Linked DNA regions of Homo sapiens: region 2 is linked to region 1. A link is a contact called in ENCODE Hi-C or POLR2A ChIA-PET data. All regions are on one chromosome and are shown on one strand. The core of a region is the stretch at or near the end of the contact, and the rest is flanking DNA. Distances in the headings are between cores, read along the strand shown.

Region 1 (3,787 bases), core at 750-3,249:
ATATATATATATATATATATATATATATATTTTGTTTATATATATATAAAATCTGCCCTCATGAAGCTTATGTTCTAGTCAGGGAGTGAAATAATAAAATAGAAAAATAAAACATATTGTATGTTATCTGCAATAAGTACAAAAAAAAAAGTAAAGCAGGGAGGGGAATATGAAATGTAGTATAGGGGAAGAGATGCAGGGAACAGAATGGGTGGCCAAGGAAGACCTTACTGAGAGGGAGACTTTTGAGTACAGACCTGCAAGAACTGAAGTAGGGAGCTGATTAATATCTTAGGGAAGAGCATTTCAGCCAGAAAGAAAAGTAAGTACAAAAGCCCCGAGGCAAGAAGAATGTTCAAGGAATAGTGGGAAGGCCCCAGGAGGCTGAAGCAGGAGAGATCAGAGAGGCTAAGTGAAAGTGGCATATCATGGAGGACCCCTAGATGACAGTAAGAACTGTGGCTTGTACTCTGAAGGAGTGACAAGCATTGAAAGAGTTCTGAGGAGAAGGATTACATAATCTGAAGTTCTTTCTGAAAGGATCACTCTGGTTACTGTGAGGAGGGAAATCAGGTAGGTCTGGGTTCCTGAATGCCAAGTGAAGAAAGTACTTCAAGAGTGAGCAATCAGGCTGTGCATGGTGGCTTATGCAGGTAATCCCAACACTTTGATGCGGGGGTGGGGGTCTAAGCAGGAGGGCTGCTTAAGGCCAGGAGTTCAAGACCAGCCTGGGCAACAGTGAAACTCCCACCTCTACAGAATTTTTTTTTTAATCAGCTGGACATGGCGACCTTAGTCCCAGCTACTCCAAAGACTGAGCCAGGAGGATCTTTTGAGCCCAGGAGTTTGAAGCTGCAGTGGGCTATGATTGCACCACTGCACTCCAGCCTGGACGACAGAGACCTTGTCTCAAAAAAAAAAAAGGGGGGTGGGGTGGGCGGTTAAGATCAGTACTGAATGGTTCGCTAGGTTTCACAACACGGAGGACACTGACAAACTTGAAAGGAGCCATCTGGGTGGGGTGGTAAGGAGACAATGTCGTCAGAGTGAGTACAAGAGAGAACGGGGTAAAGAAATTGAACCCAGCCAGTAGGGTAGGCTCTTTCAAGGAGTTACGTTGTTAAGAGAAATAAGGCAGTAGCTGAGAGGAAAATGGGGCTGTGAGGCTTTAAGATGAGAAAAACAAAGGCGTCTTCACTGAAGCATGACTCTGTATGACATCCTTTCACAAAATACCTTCCTCTTTCCTCTCATGCCACATTTCCCTCACAAGCCGCCCGACTCGCTCGCTTTTCTCTCGCCAGAGGGACTGAAAACGTCATTAATACCAACTGCATACACAACTCCATTGCAGCTACTGCCATTCATGAACGTTCAAACTTTCGTCACCCTGTTTTCATATTTGTGTAACAAACGTCGAGTGAACGAACCTCCACCTCTTCCAAGAACCCACGCTGAGGAGGCTTCCCATAGACCCTGCTCTTACGAAGCCAACGACTTCTACAGGAAGAAAGAGGACCTGTAAGCTAGCGAGTGAACGACCCGCAAGATGGAAATGAGTGTGCTAATAGAGGTCTCCGCCTCCCGCTGAAGGAGCAGGGAAGTGACACCACCCCCGGGACCGCCAGCCTTCTACAACAACCACCATTTCTGAGGAACCACCTGATCAGTCTCAGTCACCCTTCAATCTGCCCCTTTGTCCCACTCAGTCCCCTCACTGTTCCTTTCTGGAACCTTCCTTCACCCAGCCCCACCACTGTTCTCCTTCCTCCCTCGCACCCTACTGCATTCTCCACCCTCCACCTCGAAGGCTCCCCTCCCAACTCCTCAGCGGGTCTCGCCTCCCCTCCCCACCTCTGTCCCCCAAGGGTCCCACTACCGGCCCGAGCTGCCCTCCCTTCCTCTCGGCTGGAGGCCCCCGCGCTCTCTGTGGTCAGCCCCTGCCGCCCCTCGGGCGGCGCTGCTCTAGCTCTGCAGCCTTCCCAGGATCCCGCGCCGCGCGGCCCCGCCCCCGCGGTCACCTGACCGAGCCCGACGCTCCGCCCACCGACCACCCCGAGCGGAGCGGGCCCAGGACCCTATCGGCTGTCGAGCCGGTGCTGCCGCGGCCACCGCCACCGCCCAGGGGCTCCGGGGCTGTGGGGAGCGGCTGAACTCAATACCGCCTCCGCGCTGACTGGAAGGCACTGCGGCCGCGCCTGCCTGCCCCACCTCGTAAGGGCCTGTGACCTCACGAGGCCAGCCGCCGGGCGCTGCATTCGAGCGGTGGGGCTCCTGTCCGTGCGCTTTCCTCCCGCAGCCCCGGCCGGGATTCCGCCCTCCGTCCTTGCCACCCGCTCGCCACTCTTCCCTAATCGCTGTTCATTCTCCGGTGCGCTGTCCCGCCATGGTCTGACCCCACTTCAATCTTACCTTCGGTCCGTCCTTTGAACACCCCGACCCCCGACCCCTTTCTTCCAAAACATTCCATCCTTCTTGGCTTCTGCTACTCAATAATGGACAGCAGCTCGAAGGCCATGTGTCCCACGGCTTTGCTGAAATTTGTCTCGGGTTGCCTTTAAGGAGACTGTCGTTTCCTTTTGAAAGAGATACTTTGGTTGGTTTGGTTTTCTTCTGTGTGTTTGTTTTTCCTATGTATTTATCGTATGCAGTTGGGCAAAATACTTAACGCTCCCTGAGTCTCGATTTTCTCATTCTTCCAGGGTTGTGGGAATTCAAAAATATATACGTAGTGCTCAATAAATGTTACAATATTTAATCCCTTCCGTGATACTACTGTGTTCATTTACATCTTAAACCTTGCTTTGTAGGCATTCTTTAATATTTTATTTAGATTTTTATTATTATTAAATATATGTACAAATCATAATTGTAAATATTTAATGGGGTACAATGTTATATTTTAATATATGTATACAATATGGAACGACTAAGTCAAGCTTAACATATCCATCACCTTGTTTAACGTTTTTTATGGTGAGACATTTGAAATTTACTCTTAGCAGTTTTGAGATATACGATATATTATTATTAGCTATAGTCACCACACTATGCAATAGATCTCAGAAACTTGCTGCTTTTGTCTGACTGAACCTTGTACCCTTTGAACAGCATCTCCCCATCCTGCATCTCCTACCCGCCCCGTCCCTTTCCAGCCTCTAACAACTATTCTACTGTCTACTTCTATGAGTTTGACTTTTTAAGATTCCACATATAAGTGAGATCATGTGGTATGTGTCTTTCTGTGCCTGGCTTTTTTCACTTAGTATGTCCTCCAAGTTGATTCATGTTGTCACAAATGACAGAAATTCTTTTTTAAGGCTGAATAGTATCCATTGCATATGTTGATTCATGTTGTCACAAATGACAGAAATTCTTTTTTAAGGCTGAATAGTATCCATTGCATATGTTTACTACATTTTCTTTATCCATTCATCCATCGATGGACACAGGTTGATTCCATTATCTCAGCGATTGTGCATAATGCTGAAATGAACATGGAAGTGCAAATAAGTCTTTGATATACTGATTTCAGTTACTCAATATATGCCCAGAAATAGCATCGCTGGATCATATGGTAGTTCTATTTTTAATTTTTTGGGAAACCTCCATATAGTTTTCCATAATGGCTGTAATAACACTAACAGTGTAAAAGGTTTCTCCACATCCTCAGCAACACATTTTTTTCATCATTTTGATAATAGCAATTCTTTTTTTTTTTTTTTTTTTTTTTTTTTGAGATTGAGTCACTCTGTTGCCCAGGCTGGAGTGCAGTGGCACAATCTCA
Region 2 (3,787 bases), core at 1,288-3,787, 520 kb before region 1:
GTGTTTTCCTAAGACCTTATGCCAGCCCCACTCCTCCAGGTGCCTCTTTTGTCTTCCTGGTTCTAGGGGAGTTAGACCCCAGGAACTTGGTGAGTCCCCTCCTCCTTTACCCCCATCGCTGCCCCCAGGGACAGGAGGGCAGCTGTGCGGCCGGCTGGGCCTGTCTGGGCAGGGCTGGGGCCACCCCTCCTCCCCATGCAGCTCCTCCCGCTGACCTGCATTCTTAGCAGGGGCCTTTGGTGGGGCTCTGACACTTGCTTCCTTGCTGGAAATGCTGCCTGGCTGGCCTGCCCCCCATCCCCCCCACGACGGAACCCAAAGCCACCTCTGACCCCCCTCAGATGGGGTGCCTGGCAGGAGGATCATGGATGGCCCAGGAAAGGGTTAGGGAAATCAGAACATCTGGGCTGGCTCTCTGGGTTCCTCTCCTGGGAAGTGGAAGTAGAATCTACTCCTAACCTCTAGGGTGGGTGAATGAAATAAGAAATGAGAAAGTGACAGAGAAGAAGACAGCCTGGAAACTGCAACCTGGGGGTGCGCTGTGGCCTCTCTCTGCCTCTCCTCCTGCCTGTTTCCGCCCCACAGTGGGAAGCCGGGAAACTGCAGGAGATGAACCCGCCTTCCTGCAAGCTGCTTCAGGTGCCCAGATTTCTCAGCACGCAGCTTCGATGTTTGCTTCTGGAATGACATTAATTGGCAACCTCACAATCCCTCCCCGACACTGTATCAGAAACAGCCTTCACCTTCCCATTAATCCTAGCATGACTGACCGCCAGCACCCTAGCACAGTAGGCTTGAAAGAAGGCCAAACTCCACTAAAACACTGTTAGAATTGTTTTCTTTCTTTCTTTCTTTCTTTTTTTTTTTTTTGAGACGGAGTTTTGCTCTTGTTGCCCAGGCTGGAGTGCAATGGCGCGATCTCAGCTCACCGCAACCTCCGCCTCCCAGGTTCAATCGATTCTCCTGCCTCAGTCTTCCCAAGTAGCTGGGATTGCAGGCATGTGCCACCACGCCTGGCTAATTTTGTATTTTTAGTACAGATGGGGTTTCTCCACGTGAGCCAGGCTGGTCTTGAACTCCCAACCTCAGGGGATCCGCCCACCTCAGCCTCCCAAAGTGCTAGGATTACAGGCATGAGCCACCACACCCGGCCCACTGTTAGAATTGTTAAGCAAATACAGTAAAGTCAGAGGATACAAGGTCAATGTACAAAAGTCAATAGTGTTCCTATACACTAATAACAAACTATACAAAAAAGAAATCAAGAAAATAGTCCCATTTACAATAGCTACCAAAATAATAAAATATTTAGGAATAAATTTAACCAAAGAGGTGAAAGATCTGTACTCTGAAAATAAGATATTGATGAAAGAAACTGAAGAAGACACAAAGACATGGAAAGATATTTCATGCTCACGGATTGGAAGAATTACTATTGCTAAAATGTGCATACTACTCAAAGCCATCTATAGATTCAGTGCAACCCCTAGAAGCAGATAACCTGCAGCATCTCCCCTCTCTCCATTCTGGAGGGCTCCACAGAGCAAAAGGGTGTAAGATGCATTTGTCTTAATGATGGCTATGGAGAGATGGTTTGTAGAGAAAAATGAACTGAAAATCAAAACATTTGGGATCAGAGTGTACCTCCACATGACTGTGTGTCACCTTTGGCCAAGACTTCTTTGTGGTTTCAGTTTCACTACAGGTAAAGGCACCAAATCTTTGAACTAGAAAGTTCTAAATTTCCCTTTAAAGCGATCTTCCTATGGGTTTGAGCACTATCAGACAGATAGGTCCTCTGGGATCAGATGGGTTTTGTGCACACTTTCCCTTATTTATTTATTTTAAGAGACAGGGTCTTGCTCTGTCACCGCGGCTGGAGTACCGCGGTGTGATCTTGGCTCACTGCAGCCTCAATCTCTCTGGCTCAAGAGATCCTCCCACCTCAGCCTTCAGAGCAGCTGGGACTAGAGGCACGCACCACCACGCCCAGCTAATTTTAAAATATTTTCTGTAGAGGCGAGGTCTTGCTGTGTTACCCAGGCTGGTGTTGAACTCCTGGGTTCAAGTGATCCTCCCACCACCGCCTCCCAGAGTGCTGGGATTACAGGTGCGAGCCCCCCGCACCCAGCCTCCACCACTCTCGTATTCTGTATCTTATTCCCCTAGGCGCCTCCAGCCTGGGATTGCGCCTCTGGGATTCAAACCAGGACTCAAGTATCTGAGGTTCTTCCTTAATCTCCAGATGTCCCAGCAGTCCCCTTTCTCTGACAAAGTCTCCCTTTTCACGCGGGATCCTTTCCACCCCCAGCTCCAGCTCCCCGCAGTGACTCCGTGGGGTTAGCAGCCTTTGTCAGGCCTCAAATGGGCGCCTGGGTAGGACAGGGAGCCAGGTGGGACTCGCAAGGCCGCTCTGCTCCGGGAAGTGGTGCAGGCGCGCGCCCTGGTGGAAAACGGCGGAGCTGCAGGCTCCGTTCCGGCTCCGACCCCGAGGCCGAAGGCCTTCCAGGTCACCTGAGAGTCTCCGCCCAATGGGGCGGCCCTGGCCAGAAGCGGAGGAGGTGGCACCCGGGACCGAGCTGGGGTCTTGGAGGAAGAGAGGGTGAGGGGAATACAGTACTGGGGGTGAGAGAAGGGTTGGACAGAAGAGGGTCGGGTATCTGGGCATGCGCAGGGCCGCAGGACTCTTGGTGGGGTAGCGAGGGGGACGGTCCCACGACTGCTCCGAAGGGCCGGGACTCCCAGTGGGGGCGGGACCCCCGGAGTGCCCGCCTGCGGACTCCCAAGCCTGGAGCCTGGGGAGAGGGTGGGCACCTCCGTTCCCGCACACCCGTCCATGGTGTGTGCGCCGAGCGTCCAGGAGCCACGGCGGTGTCTTCCTTGCGCGTCTTTTACACGTGTGGGGGTAGGCTGCTCCTCGGGGCTGAGCCGTGGCCAGGGTTATGGAGAGGCCCGCCTCTCCCCAGATGGCGTCGTCGAGCCCTGACTCCCCATGTTCCTGCGACTGCTTTGTCTCCGTGCCCCCGGCCTCAGCCATCCCGGCTGTGATCTTTGCCAAGAACTCGGACCGACCCCGGGACGAGGTGCAGGAGGTGGTGTTTGTCCCCGCAGGCACTCACACTCCTGGGAGCCGGCTCCAGGTGGGTTAGACTTTATGGGGTGCTGGGAGGTGTGGCAGATCTCTGCATTCTTTTAAGACCTTCTTCCCTGCTCCCCACACCTGGGAGGCTGCCAGAAGTAGTGGAAGAGCATGAGCTTTAGGTCTACCAACCTGGACCTGAGCTCATTATGTAGCCTCAGTCTACCTCAGTTTCCTCTTCTGTAAAATGGGAATGAGACCTTCCTCAAAGGGATCTATAAGGTAATTGGCAGAGTGCCACACTCGAGGGGCCGCCCCTCTATGAGTGGACGCTTCCTTTCTCCTCCCTCACCTCCAGTGCACCTACATTGAAGTGGAACAGGTGTCGAAGACGCACGCTGTGATTCTGAGCCGTCCTTCTTGGCTATGGGGGGCTGAGATGGGCGCCAACGAGCATGGTGTCTGCATTGGCAACGAGGCTGTGTGGACGAAGGAGCCAGTTGGGGAGGGGGAAGCCCTGCTGGGCATGGACCTACTCAGGTGCAGACCCTGCCCTTCCTCATCTGCCTGACACACCAGAAATCTAGGGGCTGAGTTTTGACCTGGGCCCATCCATCCCTCCCCCAGCCTGGTTCACAGGGGCCTCCTCCTCTCTGCAGACTTTGCCCTTGTGCCTTCGTGAAGAAGGCTGCAGCAGCAGCCACCTTT

What was found. Hi-C counts contacts between places; a loop is a spot of excess contacts on that map. ChIA-PET counts read pairs that join two places held with the same protein, here RNA polymerase II (POLR2A). Pooled maps may share reads with other maps.
Region 2: a loop to region 1 is called in a pooled map, with 4 times the contacts of the local background. The contact joins the promoter of SCRN2 here to the promoter of EFCAB13 in region 1. A Hi-C loop is called at or near these places in 1 of 50 pooled maps. POLR2A ChIA-PET finds 5 or more read pairs at or near these places in 2 of 52 experiments (B cell and activated CD8-positive, alpha-beta memory T cell).

What each region holds. Positions count from the first base shown.
Region 1 is chr17:47,322,167-47,325,953 of GRCh38, reverse strand. It overlaps EFCAB13 (EF-hand calcium binding domain 13), which reads right to left and starts at 1,999. Exons shown (of 25, transcript NM_152347.5): 1 at 1,880-1,999; 2 at 1,431-1,500. EFCAB13-DT (EFCAB13 divergent transcript) reads left to right here and starts at 2,053. Exons shown (of 3, transcript NR_110880.1): 1 at 2,053-2,265. RefSeq lists enhancers at 1,211-1,390, 1,431-1,520 and a silencer at 1,861-2,270.
Region 2 is chr17:47,840,023-47,843,809 of GRCh38, reverse strand. SCRN2 (secernin 2) reads left to right here and starts at 2,537. Exons shown (of 8, transcript NM_138355.4): 1 at 2,537-2,602; 2 at 2,967-3,140; 3 at 3,438-3,619. The coding sequence starts at 2,967. RefSeq lists enhancers at 638-687, 2,510-3,065, 2,969-3,068.